Regions from separate parts of the Homo sapiens genome. Here region 1 is linked to region 2. Evidence: read pairs that join two places in POLR2A ChIA-PET (ENCODE). Cell type or tissue: MCF 10A. All regions are shown on one strand. Links, peaks and the distances in the headings refer to the core of each region. The heading gives the core; the rest is flanking DNA. Region 1 overlaps LOC107984195 (a long non-coding RNA gene). Region 2 has its middle 23 kb from the start of LINC00702.

What was found. Peaks named below come from ENCODE experiments on the same cell type or tissue, not always from the same donor. Only the 100,000 strongest peaks of a DNase experiment are listed, where the experiment ranks them.
Region 1: POLR2A ChIA-PET joins it to region 2 with 5 read pairs; 5 of 35 experiments call an interaction of 5 or more read pairs at or near these places.

Annotation. Positions count from the first base shown.
Region 1 is chr10:4,071,889-4,077,271 of GRCh38, forward strand. The region is part of intron 4 of LOC107984195 (a long non-coding RNA gene); the gene reads left to right. Among named protein-coding and RNA genes, the nearest start is that of MIR6078, 83 kb to the left of the region's middle. In MCF 10A, for the core only: no CTCF peak of the experiment used is centred there; no DNase peak of the experiment used is centred there.
Region 2 is chr10:4,264,643-4,270,025 of GRCh38, forward strand. No RefSeq gene overlaps it. Among named protein-coding and RNA genes, the nearest start is that of LINC00702, 23 kb to the left of the region's middle. In MCF 10A, for the core only: a CTCF peak has its summit at 2,922 (motif pointing left); a DNase peak (open chromatin) is centred at 2,299.

The DNA.
Region 1 (5,383 bases), core at 210-5,209, 190 kb before region 2:
TGATGTCAGAAGTTCAAGACCAGCCTGGCCAGCATGGCGAAACCCCATCTCTACTAAAAATACAAAAATTAGCTGAGCATGATGGTGCATGCCTGTAATCCCAGCTACTTGGGAGGCTGAGGCAAGAGAATTGCTTGCACCCAGGAGGTGGAGGTTGCAGTGAGATGAGATCGTGCCACTGCACTCCAGCCTAGGTGACAGAGTGAGACTCCACCTCCAAAAAAAAAAAAAAAAGACACCATTTTTGGAGTTTTAATTTTATATTTTAAAACTTTGTCAAAGTTTTCAATTGTTTATCATTTTTGAAAGGATTTTCAGCTGGATGCAGTGGCTCACGCCTGTAATCTCGGCACTTTGGGAAGCCAAGGTGGGCAGATCACTTGAGCTCAGGAGTTCAAGACCAGCCTGGCCAACATGGTGAAACTCCAACTCTGTCAAAAATACAAAAATTATCTGGGTGTGGTGGCACATGCCTGTAATCCCAGCTACTTGGGAGGCTGAGACAGGAAAATGTCTTGAACATGAAAGGTGGAGGTTGTAGCGAGCTGAGGTTGCACCACCGCACTCCAGTCTGGGTGACAGAGTGAGACTCTGTCTCAAAAAAAAAAAAAAAAGTTGTGTTTTTTTTTCCCCAATCATCCCACCCTCCACCATGACCAACCCAAAAAATCAGGAATATTTGGAAAATAAACAGGCATTCAACTGATGCAGGACAGGCCAGCCCCAAAGCTGGGGCTTAGCCCAGGAGGGTTCTGGGCTTAGCCCACGAAAGGGAGGCAGAAAGAGAAATAGAAATGGAATCTCTCCCATTTCCCCTGTGCCATTTGAAACTGCCCAAGGGGATAAGTCATCAAATATTCTTGGCAATGACAGATATGGTTGAAATAAAGTTGTAGAAAGAAGAACAGTTTCATCTTAGCATCGAGAATACTGATCATAATTCACAATGCAGTTGCCCCTCCATCACAGGAATGCTCTTTCTGGGATGTGAACTTGGTCTACTCTTGGCTTCTCTCTGCATCCCTGGGCATGTTCTCGGGCACTGACCCTTAGGCTTGCACTGACTCACATCGTGCGGTGAAATCTTCTCCAACACTGCATCTGGAAGCATGGGTCTGCCCCAGCAGAGACCAGTGGGTGACCGATACTGACCCATCACTGACAGATTATTTCATTTGCTTTACCAAAAGCCTTTTTGTTTTACCTCTAGCTCTTTCTAGATGACCTATTAAGTAATAATTGTACCTTTGTAGCTCCCCAGACATGCTTTGTTCTTATCACAAAGACCACATAAAAATATGTAGGTTAGAAAGATTCCTTTGTCCTATTGAATGTCAGATTTAACTCCTTTATTAGAACCATAGCTTTTACTTCTTTAAGCTTTTATTTAAGCTTGCTTGAGTTAGATTTCTATTACTTACCACCGAAAAAAAGGTGTGATTATATATCTTACCTTACCTGATGTTTCCTCTCTTTGAATCCCTTTAACATTCTAATGGATTGGGCCCCTGACTGATTCACGTGAGAAATTATGCAAGGATATAGAGTCATTATAACAACCTTTCCCAGAATTTTTTTTTGGTAAATAATGTATGGTGTTTATTGCAGCCCCTTCTTTCTTTTCTTTAAATATGATAGTGAAAGACTCTAGAGGAAACATATCCACTTCCTAAAGGTAGGACAATGGGCTGAACAGCTTAAGTGTCACAGTCGTTCTTTAAATCTTGGTGTTCTGAAGATTTTTAAAGGCCCATTTAAACCCTCCCATTGAGTACCTAAAATGGCGAGAGTTCTATGTTGTCTGTACGACATCCATTTATTGTCAGTATCTGTTTAGTCTATACAGTTTTCTGATAGTGCTTTGGGAAACCATGTAATATCATGTATGACACGATGCAACATAAACATTCTTCCTAGGGCCTTTTATGCTCATGAATCATGGTGCTTTGCTGAGGAATGGAGGGAAGAACATATTGAGAGGGACTGGAGCTTTTGCTTCTATGTGTGCATTCATCTATCATTCCTCTATCTATCATTTTCCTTCCTTCCTTGAAGATATTGAGCATTCACCAAGAATCCAGAGAGAAGCTTAGTCAGAAGGAATAAAAAACACCACTGGGAGGTGGCACTCCAAATTATTTCCCAAATGCAATCTAACAGGAAGTGGAATAATTCCCATAAATGGAGTTGAGATCCAGTGTTTTCTAAAGGTCTGGTGAGGACAAGCCTGGTTACTCAGCAGGCAACAGAGGCATCACTTGAGGCCATTGCAGCCCAGCTTTGGAAGCCTGGATGAATGTGTCAGTCCAGAAGCTGCCGCCAGAAGTCACACCCAGAGGGGCAGCTTAGAACAACACATGGCAAGAAAAGCTGCTTTTAAAAACTGGAGGCATGGATGACTTCTATAGGCCTCTGCTGAGAGCAAATGCCTTATCAGGTTGGGGAGAGATGCTTAGAGAAAGATAGTGCAGTAAAAAGTCAATATTAAATTGTTTTTCTCTGAAGTGTCCAATTAGATGACTTTGAACAATTGTATATATTCATGTTAGCAAAGCCCAGAATGAGATAAGGGACTTTTTCATTTTCTTAGAAAGTTCCTTCATGGACTCTTCAAACACTGCCTGTGCCTGCATTTGTATTTCATATCAACAGAATCACACCATGTGCACTTTACGTATGACTCCTTTGATTTAACATAGTGAGCTTGAGATTCATCAGGGTGGCTGCCTGTGCATGTGGCTTGTCTTCACTGCTGGCTTGTTCCGGTGAGTGTTTGTCCCAGTTTGCTGATCTCATGACCACTTAGTGCACATGGGGTTGTTTCAGGTTGGGGATATAAGGCACAGGCTTAGGGTGGAGCTTCGTCTCACCCTTTGGATACTCAGGGCTGTGATTGCTCCCTGTGGAGGTGCTTGGCCCAGTCTATGGGTAGGTAAGAAAATTGTAAGCTGCACCCAAAAGGATAGGATGTTTCAGGTGCAGACAGGGTGGGAAAGAAATGCTCCCGGCAGAGGCACACCAGTGTTCCCAGTGCTGAAGCTGGCAAGTCAAGGCACATTCCAGAAACCCAGACAGTGAGCAAGGCCAGAGCTGAGTGTGCAGAGGGGAACGCATGAAGATACAGATAGAGAGGTAAAAAGGAACCAGGCCATGGAGAGCCAGGCGCCCGGAGGCAAGGGAAGGCATTTGAACTTGATTCCCAGGGCAATGACAAGCAACTGAAGTGTTTTAAGTGAGGAAATTATTTGATTCGATTTTCCATTATAGAAAGCTAACAGTTAGGTTACTTTCTGTTTATTTTCTTGTGGTTTTCTCTGGGTATATAGTAAGACTGTTTCACTTTCCTGTTGTTATACATTAAATTTTGTCCCCCTGCCCCCGCAAAAAAAAAACATATATTGGAGTCCTAACCCCCAATACCTCAGAATGTGATTTTATTTGGAGATTGGGTCTTCACAGAGGTAATCAAATTAAAAGAGGTCAGGATGCTTGAGCCGGGGAGGCAGAGGTTGCAGTGAGCTGATAATGTACCACTGCACTCCAGCCTGGGCAGCAGAGCAAGAACCTGTTGCAAATAAAATGAAATAAAGAGGTCGTGAAGGTGAGCCCTAATCCAATATGACTGACGTCCTTAGAAAAAGGGCAAATTCAGACACAGAGACAGACATGCACACACCCACAGGGAACAGGCAGAGTTCAGAGTGATGCTTCCCCAGGCCAAGGAATGAAACAGATCATCAACAAACCATGAGAAGCCAGGAGAGAGCTATGAACAGATTCTCCTGCACACCCTCGGGAAGAGCCAACCCTGCTGACACCTTGATCTTGGACTTCCAGCCTCCGGAACTGTGAGACAATAAACTTCGGTTCTTCTAAGACATTCAGTTTGTGGTACTACATGAAAGCAGCCCCAGAAAACTAAGACACCCGCCCCTCCTTTCCCTTCCGTTCCTTTTAGTTAGGATGACCTAAGAAGAAAATGCTCTCACAAATACAAGTTCTCTGAAAGGATGATCTTTACTGGCAGTCATTTCTTGAGATCCCTGTGAGTTATTGAGATAACACTAGTTCCTTGGAGATTTTGTGTGTTGAACACATACCTGTTTATACCATTAGGTGTTGAACGGCATTGGGGTTCAAACTTTGGATGGACTCTTTCAGAGACATGAATTTGTTTAGTGCTTAGATATAGTGAGAGCTTTTCCAGAAGATGCAGGCATAGGAAACACAGACCTGAAAGGGATGTGACAGTCCTGACTCTTATGTATTTATTTATTTATTTATTTTGAGATGGAGTCTCCCTCTGTCACCCAGTCTGGAGTGCAGTGGCATGATCTCAGCTCACTGCAACCTCCTCCTCCTGGGTTCAAGTGATTCTCCTGCCTCAGCCTCCTGAGTAGCTGGGATTAGAGGCACTTGCCATCAAACCCAGATAATTTTTGTATTTTTGGTAGAGACAGGGTTTCATCATATTGGCCAGGCTGGTCTCGAACTCCTGACCCCAAGTGATCTGACGCCTTGGCCTCCCAGAATGCTGGGATTACAGACATGAGCCACCACACCCTGCCGACAGTCCTTACTCTTAATCCAGATAAGTCTGAGGCTCAACTCCCACCTTCAAGCGTCTTAACCATTGACTCTCCATCCTGAAGAATTCTTCAAAAGAAGCTGAAACCTCCCTGAGAAGTTCAATTTTATTTTCAGAGAATACTGGCCATTATAGAAGGTCCTTCCTTGTATTAGCCAGAAAATCTATTTGTGCACAGCCTGAGCTATTCCTCCCAGTTCTGTTTTGTGGCCCCAGAACAAGCAGGGTTCATCGTTGTCATGGCAAATTGCTGGCTATCTGAAGTTAGGTATCAGGTGCCTCTAAACTTCTCTTTCTGAGATCAAAGACTTAGACTTTCTTTAGTCATCTTGTGCCATACACTCCCTTGTCCTCTCTTTAGTTCTGTTTTTCTCTGAACAGGTCCCAGAGCCAGGGTTCTGATTCGATTGTCTGCTCAGAAATGAACATGATCTTTGGTTGGCTGTCTGAGTGGCACTCAGTGGCCCAGACATCTCCTGTCTTGTTCTGCTTCCATATTTCCATTAATCTAACTCTGGCTTATATCGAGTGTTTTGGTGTACGTATCTCAAAGCTGACTTAAACTGAATTTGGAATGATTGCAGTCTAACCCAGACAGATACGACTGTTAAAACTACTGAACAGAGGCACTCTGGCTGGAGTCCGAGAGGCAAGCCTCATGGCACAGGCGGCAATGCCAGCTGCTTGCATGCGACAATAGCAACTTCCTCACTTAATCCTCAGCCTCCAAGCTCTATTCCTACCTAACGGCCCAAACAGGCTGGGAGAGGGTGGTCAGATAGAACTTTCTGCGTG
Region 2 (5,383 bases), core at 179-5,178:
GGCCAGCAGGGCTGGTGGCTGCAGGAATTTATGAGGGCATGTACCTGTGAAGAGCGAACAGTGGTAGTGCCTGATGGCCAATTTTTGAGATGCCTAAAAGCTTTCTCAGGGCGCCTGGGCATGACCATTAGGAAAGGAGCATGCATTATGAAGAGTGTGGTCCTTTTCTAGCTCAGCGAGATTTACTTCCCCAGGTGGAGCTGGTAAAAGCACAAGCACCCTCGATAAACCCTGAGGAGCTCAGGTGGTTGCCCAGGGAGTGGAGCCTGGTGAGGACATTTCCCTGGAGATCAGGCACCGGAATGTCTGCTTCCTAGCTTTTCTGGGAGTAGGGGATGCAGAAAGCAGAAGTGAATGGAACAAGTTCCTTATGACCTTTCACCATTTGGCAAATGTGTGTGATAGAATATGCAGAAGAATGGACCAGGCAAGGTGGTTCATGCCTGTAATCCCAGCACTTTGGGAGGCCAAGCCAGGAAGATCGCTTGAGCCCAAGAATTCAAGACCAGTTTGGGCAGCAAAGTTAGACCCCAACTCTACATATATAAGAAATTAGGTGTGTAATCCCAGCACTTTGGGAGGCCGAGGCAGGTGGATCCCCTGAGGTCGGGAGTTTGAGACTAGCCTGACCAACATGGAGAAACCCCGTCTCTACTAAAAAATACAAAATTAGCCAGGTGTGGTGGTGCATGCCTGTAATCCCAGCTACTCAGGAGGCTGAAGCAGGAGAATGGCTTGAACCCGGGAGGCGGAGGTTGCGGTGAGCTGAGATCACGCCATTGCACTCCAGCCTGGGCGACAAGAATGAAACTTTGTCTCAAAAAAAAAAAAAAAAAAAAAAGAAATTAGGTGGATGTGGTGATGAGCTCCTGTAGTCCCAGCTACTCTGGAGGTTGAGGCAAGATGATTACTTGAGCCTGAAATGTCAAGGCTGCAATGAGCTGTGATCATACCACCGTACTCCAGCCTGGGTGACAAGGCACAACCCTGTCTCAAAAAACAAACACAGAGGATGCAGAAGAATGGATGTCACATTTAATTTTTTAAAAAAATATATATCCTGTGAGACATTTAACTCAATGATTTATTAATTCAAGAAATCTTTATTTAGCACTTTGTATGTGCTAGGCCCTGGTCTAGACATTGGGAGCACAGAAGTGACCAAACGCAGACATATTTTGCCTTCCTGTTTGATATTCTAGTTGGCTGAGAGAAACAATAAATGAACACTCGGAAGGTTGATGGGTTGGCAAAAGTGAGAGAGACTGGACTTGGTGGGGAAGCTTGGTGGTGGTGGCAATAAGCTTTTAAGCAAAGATTTAAATAAAGCAAGGAAGCAGTCCATGCAAGCACCTTCAGGAAGTGTGTTTCAGGCAGAGACACGGTGGGTGAATGCTCTGAGGCTGTAACAAGCTGAGGGGGAACAAGAAACACTAAAATTCTGTGAATTCCAGCGGCATCAGTTGAATGTTAATTATGGCACATCAGGTACTTTCCCTTAGCAGCCAACAGAGTAAAAGGGAGTCGGTCTATGTACATAGATGATTGCTTTTGAGGTGGCACTTAACACCTGTGTTTCCATCATATCCCAGTGGTAGACTAGAAAATGGCAACAAATAATAGAATTTGTGTTATTCTCATAGGATCTTTTTAATAAGTTATAGATTCATCTGAGGGAGTACCAGACTATTGGGTTTTAGAGATTGACAGCAAAGAAGAACTTAGGCATGAATCTTCTTAATAACAGCTAATATAGAAATAGAGGAAAAAATCATTCTCACAATACAGATAGATTAGAAAGTAATCATTTATATTCAACAAGTATTTATTGCATAACTAAAAGATTCTATGTGAGAGTACTACACGTAATGATTTTCTGTGAAGCAGTTAAGATACAATTTGTTCCTCTAAGAAGGAAAACAGGATGTATGCATCTATGTTCTCTGCCAAGCACACTAAGGCTTTTGCTTTTAATTCATAAACATTATGCAATACAATGGCATACAATAAAGTTCCTCTTTGTTTAGTAGAGCTGAGGGTGTCCCAGTTGGTTGCAATATATATATTTAATAATTAGATTGTGTGTGTGTGCACAAGTGTGTGCATGCACATGTATGTGTGCATGCATGTGTCTGCATATATGCACACACACGAGGGTGTGTAAGTGGGTATGCATGTGTGTGTGTGTGTATATGTTCACATGTGAGTGTGTGTGAATGGACATGCTTGTGTGTGTGTGTTCACATTGTGCAATCCAAATGCCCTGCTTTATGCATCTGTATTCAAGACTCAAGTCCTGCGGGGACAGAGTAACTTGTTTTCAAGAGTGTTTGGCACAGCATCCTGCAGATGTGGGAACTTAGTAATTGTGTGCTGAGGACGATGATTAGGTTGATGACAAATTTGTGTGTTGAGTAGAAAGAGCTTACTGATTAGTTTCTGGAATTGTTGCCCAGTTTTAAACAAATGGGGTTTTGCTGTTTTTTTTTTTTTTGATTCGTGGGTTCTGTCATGTATTTAGTTAAACTATGAATGCTGCATTAAAATGAATACCTTCTCATCTTCCTGGAATATGCGTGGGCGTCTTGCAGGGATTACGAGTGGACTTTGAGCGTTGCACTTCTCCCACACCTTCTCCTGTGTCCTAGGCATGGCCAGGCGCAGAGGCCCAGGGAGGAGCACCAGGTGTTCTGGAGCTTTTATTTTGGGGATTTGTATGTGTATTTTTTCAGAGGTCTCCTGAAATTTCTCAATCCTATGCCCCAGAAAATATCCAGATTGGCACTAGGTGTTACTCTTTGGCTTGAGACTCTCTTATTAAATCTTGCTGTCATGTGTGTGATTTTATTATTTTTTTAAAGGATATGAAATATGCATCCTTAGTAAGCAATAAAGGGGAGCCGCACATGGATTGGAGCCATGATGTGCTCCACCTGCTGGAAACATTTCCAAGGATCCTGTCTCCTTTTACAAACTGTATTTATGATGGTAGCCCCTGTGATGATGAGTTACATGTATTCTGTTCTCTGTGCTACTCAAATAAAAAGTGGTAGCTGTTCCATTTCGCTGTTTCAGGAATGTAAGAAAAATATGAAACTGGAAGATCCTTGCTCTAAAGAGTAAAAATTCAAAAAACAGAAAAGGTTTTCAGTACTGTGAGAAATGGTTTATGAGTCTTTGCTAAGAAGTGGTATTATCTATGAGGGCAATAAATATGAAGGTCCCAGTGAAATTTAACTTTTGGGGAAAGTTGCTATCTTAATCAGCTTGGATTTCAGACAAATGTCTGATGGTGAAAATTTAAACAAAATAAGAAAAACAAAGAAAAAATAAGCTTACTAAAACAAAATAAAGTGACACAATGAGACACTGAGAAAATACAATGGAGGCTGAGTATTCAGGATCAAAAGACTCAGTGTTTTACTAGGACTTCCTATGGAAAAGTCTTCATTCGATTAGACAGATAAATTTGATTCCACTTTATTGAAATGATCAAGAGGTATGTGCAAGACTTCAGGAATCCTAAGTGACGTTTAAAGCGTTTTTAAGCCGTGGGAAGATCTGGCGTGACTTATTGTATTTGAAACTTCAGAGCAACTCCAAAGGCAAACCCAGCTCAGGGAAGACACATTGTTACTTGTACTCAATAAGTAGATGCTAAGAAACATAACATGCTTCTTACCTCAAGGCTGAGGTTAAGATGGTAAATTGAGTTTTCAAACGGACAGTAACACAATGCCCATCACAGCTGTACCTAGACCCGGAGCCTGATAAAATCTGCCGCTCTACCCCGACCACGCCACGTGTCTCAGCACGTATTTGTCTGTTTTCACACTGCTGATAAAAACATACCCAAGACTGGGAAGAAAAAGAGTTTTAATTGGACTTACAGTTCCACATGGCTGGGGAAGCTTCAGAATCATGGCGAGAGGCAAAAGGCACTTCTTAAATGGTGGCAGCAAGAGAAAATGAGGAAGAAGCAAAAGCAGAGACCCGTGATAAACCCATCAGATCTCATGAGATTTATTCACTGTCATGAGACTAGCATGGGAAAGACTGGCCCCCGTGATTCAATTACCTCCTCCTGGGTCCCTCCCTCTACACGTGGGAATTCTGGGAGATACAATTCAAGTTGAGATTTGGGTAGGGACACAGCCAAACCATATCGCAGCATTAATTATTTCTACCTACCTATACTTGCCACAAGCTTTGCCATGGACACGGGGATGGGAAAAGAGATAAAACTAGACAGATAGGAAAAACAAAGTGGCTTAGGACTGGCCATTGACTTGAAGAAGGGAAACATGAGAAGAGATGAAAACTCTCCATGGGAGTTCAAGCTCCTTCCTTAGGGGAGGTGGTGTAAAGAGGAAATTTAGGAGATGCATAATGAATGCTGCTTCCATGCCAGAGAACAGTGTAGGAAATTTCATTTCCTTAATTTAAGAGGATTCTAACTCATGCTTGAGCAAATGGATATAGAAAAATGTTATGAATGATAAATTATTTTGTACTATTTTGTTTTAAAATAACCCATATCATTTTATAGCATGAAAATTCACTCAAATGTTGAAGCTATCATAGGTCTTTAGCAATGAGCTTTCTCCCAGGGAAGAAAGTGAAGAAAACAATTCAAAGGTAAGGCTAAAGGTGACCCAAGATTTAGAATTGGGCTCATCGGATTTCAGATTCTGCATGTGACTAAGTCAGAGCCAATGCAGTCTTCACTTCATGTCAGCAAGAGCCACACTCTGAGTGCCAAACACAGCAAGATATTGCAAGGTTTGCATGATATTCATGGCTCAGGAACATAATATAATCACAAGCAAACTTAAAAAAATCAATTAATTCTTACCTTCCAGGCAATAAAATATCCAAAAATCACAAACACAGATTTGACTCTATAACCGCTATTGCTAATGATCCCTGGCTAAAATGAGCATGTGAGCCAGGCATAGTGGCTCATGCCGACAATCCTAACACTTTGGGAGGCAGAGGCAGGAGGATTGCTTGAGGCCATGAGTTCGAGACCAACCTGGGCAACAAAGTGAGACCCTTTCTCTACAAAAAATTTAAAAAAAATTAGCCAGGCATAGTGGCACACACCTGTAGTCCCAGCTACTGGGGAGGTTGAGGCAGAAAAATCACTTGAACTGAACAGTTTGAGGCTGCAGTGAGCCATGATTGTGCCACTGCACTCCAGCCTGGGTGACAGAGTGAGTCCCTAGCTCAAAATAAATAAATACATACATACATACATACATACATAAATAAAAATTTAGAGGTTAGCATAGGATTTTTTTTTTTTTTTGGAAATGAAATTTCTATTGCTTTTAAAAAAATACAAATCGATTTGTGGTGGTTCTGCGATGATCCCACACAA